Linked DNA regions of Homo sapiens: region 2 is linked to region 1. A link is a contact called in ENCODE Hi-C or POLR2A ChIA-PET data. All regions are on one chromosome and are shown on one strand. Each heading gives the region's core, a stretch centred on a gene start or an enhancer-like site at or near the end of the contact. The rest is flanking DNA. Distances are from core to core; before and after follow the strand shown. Region 1 holds the start of YAP1-DT (YAP1 divergent transcript). Region 2 overlaps LOC124902740 (a long non-coding RNA gene).

Region 1 (4,340 bases), core at 681-3,180:
CACAAAACAAATCCACTGGGACCTATTGGAATGTTAACACTCATTATAAACAGTTTCACTTCTATGCTGAATCAAGTTGGCACAATAATCGAACATTGTGTATGTGGAATAGCAGCCATGTTCATATCCGCAATAAGAATTAAAAAGCAATGGCGATCCTAGAATTAGTCATCGCTTCCCAAACATTAACTTTTAATCACAGTTGAACTAGGCAGGACTTGGCCTATGAGTCAACCTGCAGTGTATTATCAAAGGCTTGTGTTAAAACCTCGGTACTGTAAAGCGCAACTCAGTTCCTGCGCAACGTACAGATGTGGCTAATTCAAAAGCGTTTCAGCCGACTGTAAATAATAGTCTACAACTGGGAAACCAACACGCGACCTACTAAGTTTGATAAGAGCAAGCCGGCCCAAGTTCCAACACACAAGGGAAGAGCAGGGGTGAAAGAACTCCATAAACAACTTCCAGGAAAGTCTGGGCAGGGGAAGCCCGAAACCTGTATTCCGAAATCGCCTGAGCCGCGAGGAAAATAAATGCTTACGGGAGGGGGAGGGGAAACGGGAGGGGGGAAGGAAAGAAAGAGCAAAAAACTAAATGGACCGGTTCTACCCCCACCTCTAATCAACACTGGAAAACAAGAGAACAATTATTTGACTCCCCCAGGAGACTGAAGTGGACCGAGAGGCCGCAAAGGAAAGGGGCCCAGGGCTCAACTTCACAAACTCGGCCGCCGCTGGCAACACACCCACACACAAATGCCAGAGGCCCCCCTCCCCCTTTCCCAGCCCGGCCCGGCGGGAGCGAAGGTGCGGAGCGCGCGGAGGCGCGCGCATTGTGCAAGCCCACCGCGGCCCAGGCCCGACTTTTCCCCACCCCCTTCCTTCCTCCCCACCCCTCCTCCACTCCCGCCAACCTCTCGGGAACCCCGGGAAGAAAGAAAGGAAGAAGGAGGGAAAGCACGCCCCCCGGGGCTGCAACCGCAGAGAGAAACTCAGAAGGGAAAAACAAATCTCAGCCCCGGACTCTGGGAGGAGTGGGGAGCTGGTCACCGCGGCGGAGTGGACGACTCCAGTTCCACTTCGCCTCGGGACCCCCACCCCAGCTAGAGTTCCCGCAACCCCCCTCCCCTGACCAGAGCTGGCGGCCGCGGCTCCCGAGCGCCCCCCCGGTCTGAGGCCCGCCCGACGGGGAAACGGGGAGAGGGGCAACGAGGTTACCTGTCGGGAGTGGGATTTGGGCTCCGGCGGCTTGAAGAAGGAGTCGGGCAGCTTCCGGAGCCTCATGGGCACGGTCTGGGGCACGTTGGCCGTCTTGGGGTTCATGACGGCGTTGAAGAGCGCCTCCAGGTCGGTCTCCGAGTCCCCGCGGACGTGCACGATCTGATGCCCGGCGGGGGGTGCCTGCGGCGCCGCCTGGGTCGCCGCGGGTGCCGGTTGCCCGGGTCCGGACGGCGGGCCCTGCCCCTGCGGGGGCTGCGAAGGCGGCTGCCCTTGGCCCTGGGGGGCCGGTTGAGGCGGCGGCTGCTGCCCGGGATCCATGGCTTCTGCCTCCCCCGACGCGCACCCCCTGACCCAGGCGAGCGAGGGCTACGCCCGGACGCCCCGGCTCCACGGGCCGAGGTGGAGAAGCGGCGACGGCTGCGGGCCGGGCGGCGCTGTCCTCGCTCTCAGGGCCGGGGGGCTGCGCCGCGGCCCCGCATCCCCCGCCCCGGCGCCTCCGCCCCCGCCCTGCGCCCCGGCTCCACTGGTCTGGCGGCTGCGCCTCGGGAGGGGCTGCGAGGCACTCGGACCTGCGGCGCCTGAGAACTTTTTCCCTCCAACTCCCTTGACGGAGGCCGGACAGCTCGTTGCCTTTCCCCGCCTCCCCTTTCTCTTTATTTCCTTTTCTTGTTCCTTCCTTCCTCCCTTTCTTTTCCCTGGCGGCGGCTGCGCCCGACTGAGACAGAAACTCGCCTCAAACGCCAAAACTAAAGTTAGGAGAAGCGCCCGCCCGCGCCGCCGCGGCCCCGCCTCCTCTCGGCTCTTCCTTCCTCTGCGCGCCCGCCCGCACCGCGGCCCGGCCGGCAGCGCAGGGAAACTTTTCGCTGCAAGTTGCTACATTCCTGCACACTCCCGGCCCGCGGCGCCTCTCCCGGCCGCACGTGACCCGCTCGCCCTGGCCCGGTCCGCCCTTCGCCCGCGCTCAGCCGGGCAGGGGCCCGAAGCGTGCCCCGTATTCTGCCCCGCGAACCGCAAACGATGGGTCCAATCCGGGTCCGAACTGTGGTGTCTGCGGAGAACGCGGGCGCCCTTGGCTGCAGGAAGTTCTTCCGCTCCGCTCGGCCCCTTTTCCCCGCCCGTGCTCGGGAAAGGCGCTTCCAGTTCGCCTGGACCTGCGAAAGGGCCAAGGCCGAAAGAAGTGGAGAGAGGATGTGCGAACCCACCTCCTCCTCCTCGCGTTACCCCGGCTTGACCGAGCGGAGCGCCTGTGCGAGCTTAAAGCCGCGAGGATAGATTGGAGTTAAAATAGATACCGTGAGCCGGCATTGATGTTAATAAAGATCCATTGTTTTCAGCATTAACTTTATTTTGTAATTGTTTCACTTATCTGTTAGTCTGCAAAAACTCACTTGAGAGGGGTAAACGGTTACTGTAATTGAAGCTTTGAGACCAGGTCTGTAACTCAGTGTAACTTATTAAAAGAAACAAAAACACTACATTTTCCAAATAGTGAAATCACATCAACTTTTTTAGTACTCGAATTTGCAATAGTCACTGGAAGCCGCAACCCAAAAAATTAGTGCGTCTTCAGGTACAAGCATTCATGCCTCTGTACCTGTCTTTCATCCTCAAGGAGCTGGGTCCCTACCCCTGCTATCCCTGTGCCTGGCCCAACGGTGGACTCCGTTAATGTGGACTGAATAAGAAATGAATGGGCAAGGAGGTCATCCCAGGCACCTGATGTACAAGGAGCCCTTCTGGAAGCCACTCAAAAACAATAGAAATGTTTTTTAAGTCATACACTCTGGGTTTTTTTTTTTTAAAGCATCCTTGTTGAGATATAATTTATATACCATACAGTTTTTGCAATAGTTGTACATATTAGTATATTTAAGCAATTCACTGTTTTTTTAAATATATTCATAGGATTGTGCAACATCAGTCTAATTTTAAATGCACAAGCCCATTCTAAGGAAATCTGGCTTTCTTGTTTTAATGATTTTGTCTACAATGCTAGTGAAACAAAGGTATAAGTAGGATTAAGCAAGGAAAAAGTCCGTGAGCAAAAAGGTAATTTCTTCCTTCAGCCAGAACATGCCCAGGAGAATTCTGAAGGATCTGTATCACTTGGTGTGGTAGGGCTCGGCCAAAGGAGCAGGCCTCAGACACTCAAAATTCTAACAGAAGATTCCAATCAACTACTCTGAACCCCCAGTTTCCTGTCTGAAAAAAAGGATCAGAGTAAATGACACCCATGACTAGTTCTTGGATTTGTTCCCACTCCTAAATGTCAAGTGCATTTAACGACAGACTTGCAGGTTCTGGAGTTACAGAGTTTTGAGTTCAGGTCCCAGTTCTGCCATTTACTAGCTGTGAGGTTTTGGACAAGTTATTTATTTCCTGTTCTTTAATATTAGCATCAGGGGTAATAACACCTACCTCATAGTTGTTGGGGCATTAAATGAGTCAATGGATATAAAGTACTTAGCCCAGTTTGGGACGTGCAGTGAGTTCCACATCAATGTCAGTTGTCATTGTTGTCCCATGTTCACAGATTATTTCACAGGTAGTAACATAGCCTCTCCTTGCAGCAGCCCTCTCTTTCTAAGCACAGCCTCAGGGACCCTGTTGGTAGTCCCTTCCTCTCTTATCCAATAATCAGTCCACACAAACAAAACCTTTGGGCAGAAACTATGCATTAAAAACTTTACCTGAAAGAAAACTTTAGGAACCAAAGTGGGCCGGGTGCGGTGGTTCATGCCTGTAGTCCCAGCACTTTGGGAGGCCAAGGCAGGGGAATCACCTGAGGTCAGAAGTTCGAGACCAGTCTGGCCAAAATGGTGATACCCTGTCTCTACAAAAAAAAAAATACATAAAAATTAGCCAGGTGTGGTGGCATGTTCCTGTAGTCCCAGCTACTCAGGTGGCTGAGGCATGAGAATCACTTGAACCCAGGAGGTGGAGGTTGCAGTGAGCTGAGATCACACCACTGCACTCCAGCCTGGGCAACACAGCGAGACTCTGTCTCAAAAAAAGAACCAAAGTGATTGAAAACCTGGGATTGGAATAGAAGCTGTCCCTTTACTAGAGCATTTACTGCTATGAACACTAACTAAAGGGCTTCAGATACAGCAGAGGCTG
Region 2 (4,340 bases), core at 632-3,131, 360 kb before region 1:
AATCCCTAAAGATGATCTAGTCTAAGCCCTTTACTTCACAAATGAAGAAACTGAAGTTAATTACTCATCAGAGCAAGGCACAAGACAGGCTCCTGGTCCAGTAGATAGTCAGGAGTGGACCCAAGCCTGGAATTTCAAGTTAATTATCTTATTCTATTTGAATTCTTATTCTGATGCAACACGGAAAACCCCCTGTTAGATCTGCAAGATCTAGCTCCCTGCCAAAGACTATTTATTCTCTCTAAAGAGATGATGAAATTATTTTAGAAAGAGGGCCAAATGTCCTATTTGAGAGGAATAATTTATAGTCATTTTATCTGTTTCTCATGAATTATCAGCTTCTTGGTAGCCTTTTAAAGAAAGGGTTAATAAAATAGTTTACAACTTGTTAAAAGAGCTATAGAAAATTATATTAAGTTCTTATATAAACTCTTTGTATGATACTTAAATTTTTTAGGTCAAACATAAACTGAATCTCAGTAAAAATTATAAGACAGAGGCAATTCAGCTTAAACCATAAGTGGTCCATGTCATACATCTTTTATCTCCTATAGAGAGAAAAATAAACTTAAGACTAATTTTTTAGAACAAGAAAGGATAACCCATTTGCATCCCTATTTATCACTTCCTTTCACTGTGTTCACTTTTTTCAGGAAAAAGTAAACCAAATCAAGTAGAAAATGTCAAATTTTTAGTGAAGACATTTAAACACTTCAAAAGGGTGAGCAGTTACATTCCTTTTAAAGAATTCTATCTTAATATTGATGAGAGAATAGTTAAAAAAGGATCATAAGGCCTCCTTTGCATGTAATATGTATAACGTATAGTGAGACAATTTGTAAATAATCTAGTGAAAAACTGGTTTTACTAATCTGTTTCCCTAAAATAAATCTGCCTATTTGTAATTGAGAACTTCCTGGAAAATGAACAATAAACACATAAAAGTTTTACTTTTATGTGCATTACAAACTTCGGCTGTCAACAATTTGCACAAATTATTTTGGGAAGAATCTTCTTATATACTCTTCCCTCTGAAAGACTGGTAATTTAAAATAGGAAAATGCACAATCATACAGTGTTAGAATTGCATTAGAGAGTCACATAGAGACCACTCTAGATTTTTTTTTTTTTTTTTGAGATGGAGTCTCACTCTTGTGGCCCAGGCTGGAGTGCAGTGGTGCAATCTCGGCTCACTGCAACCTCCGCCTCCTGGGTTCAAGCAATTCTCCTGCCTCAGCCTCCCGAGTAGCTGGGATTACAGGCATGCGCCACCATGCCCGGCTAATTTTTGTGGTTTTAGTAGGGATAGGGTTTCACCATGTTGGCCAGGCTGGTCTCGAACTCCTGACCTCAGATGATCCACCCGCTTCGGCCTCCCAGTGTGTTAGGATTACAGGCATGAGCCACTGCAGCTGGCCCACTCTAGATTTTTATCTTGAGAATTGCAGATAACCCTATTGGGTCAGTTTTCTTACACTGTAATCATCCTCACTTTTGATACTTCCATCTACTTCAGTGGTTTTCAAAGTGTGGTCTGGTAGCATAGACAACACCTGAGGACTGGTTAGAAATGCAAATTTTCAAGTCTCACATTAGACCTACTGAATCAGAAACTCTGGCGGAGGGGGCAGCCCCCATATTTTCATAGGTCTGCCAGGAGATTCTGATGCATGTCAAAGTTTGAGGATCAATGCTAGTCCTCTATAGCAATCCACCACATTTTGTTCCTTTATCCTTCCAAAGTTTTTACCCTTACAGGAACTATATCACCCCATAGAGATAAGAAAGGAAAAAGCAGCCCCTGACAACTGAAAGCTGGCCTGGCACTCATATTTAGGCCTTGGTGTGGAACATAAACAGTTTCACTGAACATTAACGTCAGACCAGAGCACTCTGTGATCATGACAAAAACAAGAGCACTCCATCACGATGTCTGAACAGAAAAACAAACATGTCCAAACCACAAAAATAACCAAAATATCCCCCATCCTAGCTAATATGAGAGGATCTTGCCTCTGCCAATTAAAGTTTTAGACTCAGTTTATTCCTGCCCCCTTCAATAAGATTTGTTAAAATACCCAGTCATAAAATTGCCTCTACTCCCTTGATAGCAACCAATCCTGGCAAAGCTCCACTTCTCAGTATCACCTAATACAAGCCCAAATCCTAAAATAAGCCTTTCTCACTCGCTTCTACTAAGATGTCCCAGGATGTGCAATCTGCCTTGCTATAAACGTAACCACCTAATGGGCTTGTTACAGTAGGTAACTAGTCAGACATGAGCAGGGCAGCAGAGGACCCCCCACCCCCAACACCACCGGGAATATCAGGCAACCATCAGGTGATGGTCAGGTGGTTGTTAACCATCTCTCTAAAATGATAATTGGTCACAGCCAGTGCCAGGGGAAAGGCAGTTCCCCAATAGGTAGAAAAAAATCTGAAACTGGTGATCAGCAACTTTCCAATAAGATCTTAGGAACTGAGCAAATGGGTCCAAGCATGTGAACTAAGAGGCAAAATGGTGGAGCTTAACTGCTATAGGACCTTCCTCTAGGAACACTCTACTGGTAAGGGAAGAACGACTTAAGTGAGCATGCGTGCAACTCCAGTAAACACACTGTGTATGCAGCCTCTCCCAAGCACTGGCAGGGCACTGCGCATGTGGAGAGCACGCCCCAAGGTAAGAATCAGGGCAGAAGTAATGCAAGGCCCTGGAAGTATGCCAACATATAAAAGCAAGTCAAAAGGTCAAACCCTGCACTTGATCTTGAAACCGCCTTTGCAAAATTATGACTGAGCCAGTGAAAGAGATCTAACTTAACAGACTCCATCTTGCTTCTAACCTCCAAACCGTCCTTGTTCATTCCTGGGCATGGACTGAACTAACTATGAGAGAAACTTAGTTTATAGTTTATAGTTTAAACAAAGACAGTAACAGCCCTTTCCTAAAGCGGACCTCCTTCTTGCCTGGGGACTAGACTGCCTTTGTAGGACTAATATTAGCCACAAGATTATAAATTATGGTTTAGGAGTCATGCAGCTGGAGGCTACAACATTCTGACCCTCCCTAAACTGCTCCTAAGATCCGTGCTTGAGATGTTTTGCAGACCCTGCACTTGATGGATCAGCTGGCACCACCCAGATCAATAAACTGGCTCATCTGATCTTGTGGTCCCCACCCAGGAATGGACTTAGTACAAGAAGATGGCTTCGACTCCCTATTATTTTCCATCTCTGACCAATCAGCACTCCTGGCTCACTGGCTTCCCCCCATCCACCAAATTATCCTTAAAAACTCTGCTCCCCCAGTGCTCCGAGGGACTGATTTGAGTAATAATAAAACTCTGGTCTTGGCCGGGTGCGGTGGCTCATGCCTGTAATCCCAGCACTTTGAGAGGTCGAGGCAGGAAGATCATCTGAGGTCAGGATTTCGAGACCAGCCTGACTAACATGGAGAAACTCCATCTCTACTAAAAATACAAAATTAGACGGGCGTAGTGGCGCGTGCCTGTAATCCCAGCTACTCGGGAGGCTGAGGCAGGAGAATCGCTTGAACCCGGGAGGCGGACGTTGTGGTGAGCCGAGATCACGCCAGTGCACTCCAGCCTGGGCAACAAGAGTGAAACTCTGTCTCAAAAAAAAAACAAAAACAAAAAACAAAACTCTGGTCCCCCGCACAGGCAGCTCTGTGTGAATTAGTCTTTCTCTATTGCAATTCCCCTGTCTTGATGGATCAGCTCTGTCTAGGCAGCGGGCAAGGTGAACTCCTTGGGCTGTTACAATCTCTCAAGTCACCTGTTTGGCCCTCTTCCAAGTGTACTTTATTTCCTTTCTTTCCTGCTCTTAAGCTTTTTAATAAACTTTCACTCCTGCTCTAAAACCCTCCTTGGTCTCTCACTCTGCCTTATGCCCCTCCGTGGAATTCTTTCTTCTGAGGAGGCAAGAATTGAGGTTGCTGCAGACCCATATGGATTTGCCGCAGCCAACATGCTTTGGTGCCGTGTCACTAGGATACATTCTGCTGCTAACAGGTTCTTCCCGCCCACTGCACAGACAAAACCAATTCACTGTGACCATGACATTGCAATAAAGAAAGAGTTTGACATGATGCTGGCCACCACACATGGGAGACAGAGTTATTACTCAAATCAATTGCCATGAAAATTTGAAGGCCAGGGCTTTTCAAGTATAGTTTGGCAGGCCCTGTTGGTGAGGGTTGGTGGGTCCAGGTAGACCCATTGGTCATCAGAAATGCAAAAACCTGAAAAGACATCTCAAAAGGTCATTCTTACATTCTACAATGATGATGTTATCTGCAGGAGTAATTGGAAAAGTTGCAA

Evidence for each region. A loop is a pair of places that touch in the nucleus more often than their neighbours do. ChIA-PET counts read pairs that join two places held with the same protein, here RNA polymerase II (POLR2A). Pooled maps may share reads with other maps.
Region 2: a map of naive thymus-derived CD4-positive, alpha-beta T cell shows a loop between it and region 1 (9-fold over the local background). The contact joins the enhancer-like site here to the promoter of YAP1-DT in region 1. A Hi-C loop is called at or near these places in 1 of 168 maps with a recorded cell type or tissue (naive thymus-derived CD4-positive, alpha-beta T cell) and 4 of 50 pooled maps. POLR2A ChIA-PET finds 5 or more read pairs at or near these places in 1 of 52 experiments (WTC11).

Annotation. Positions count from the first base shown.
Region 1 is chr11:102,108,047-102,112,386 of GRCh38, reverse strand. YAP1-DT (YAP1 divergent transcript) reads left to right here and starts at 1,930. Exons shown (of 1, transcript NR_198976.1): 1 at 1,930-2,560. YAP1 (Yes1 associated transcriptional regulator) reads right to left here and starts at 1,940. Exons shown (of 9, transcript NM_001130145.3): 1 at 1,218-1,940. The coding sequence starts at 1,538. RefSeq lists silencers at 2,028-2,157, 2,168-2,217.
Region 2 is chr11:102,472,037-102,476,376 of GRCh38, reverse strand. All of the region lies in intron 1 of LOC124902740 (a long non-coding RNA gene), which reads right to left. The region is part of intron 1 of LOC102723838 (a long non-coding RNA gene); the gene reads right to left. Among named protein-coding and RNA genes, the nearest start is that of TMEM123-DT, 21 kb to the right of the region's middle. Within about 2 kb of position 1,881, at least 3 of the 41 ENCODE cell types and tissues checked have a DNase peak (open chromatin) inside an H3K27ac peak, as active enhancers do.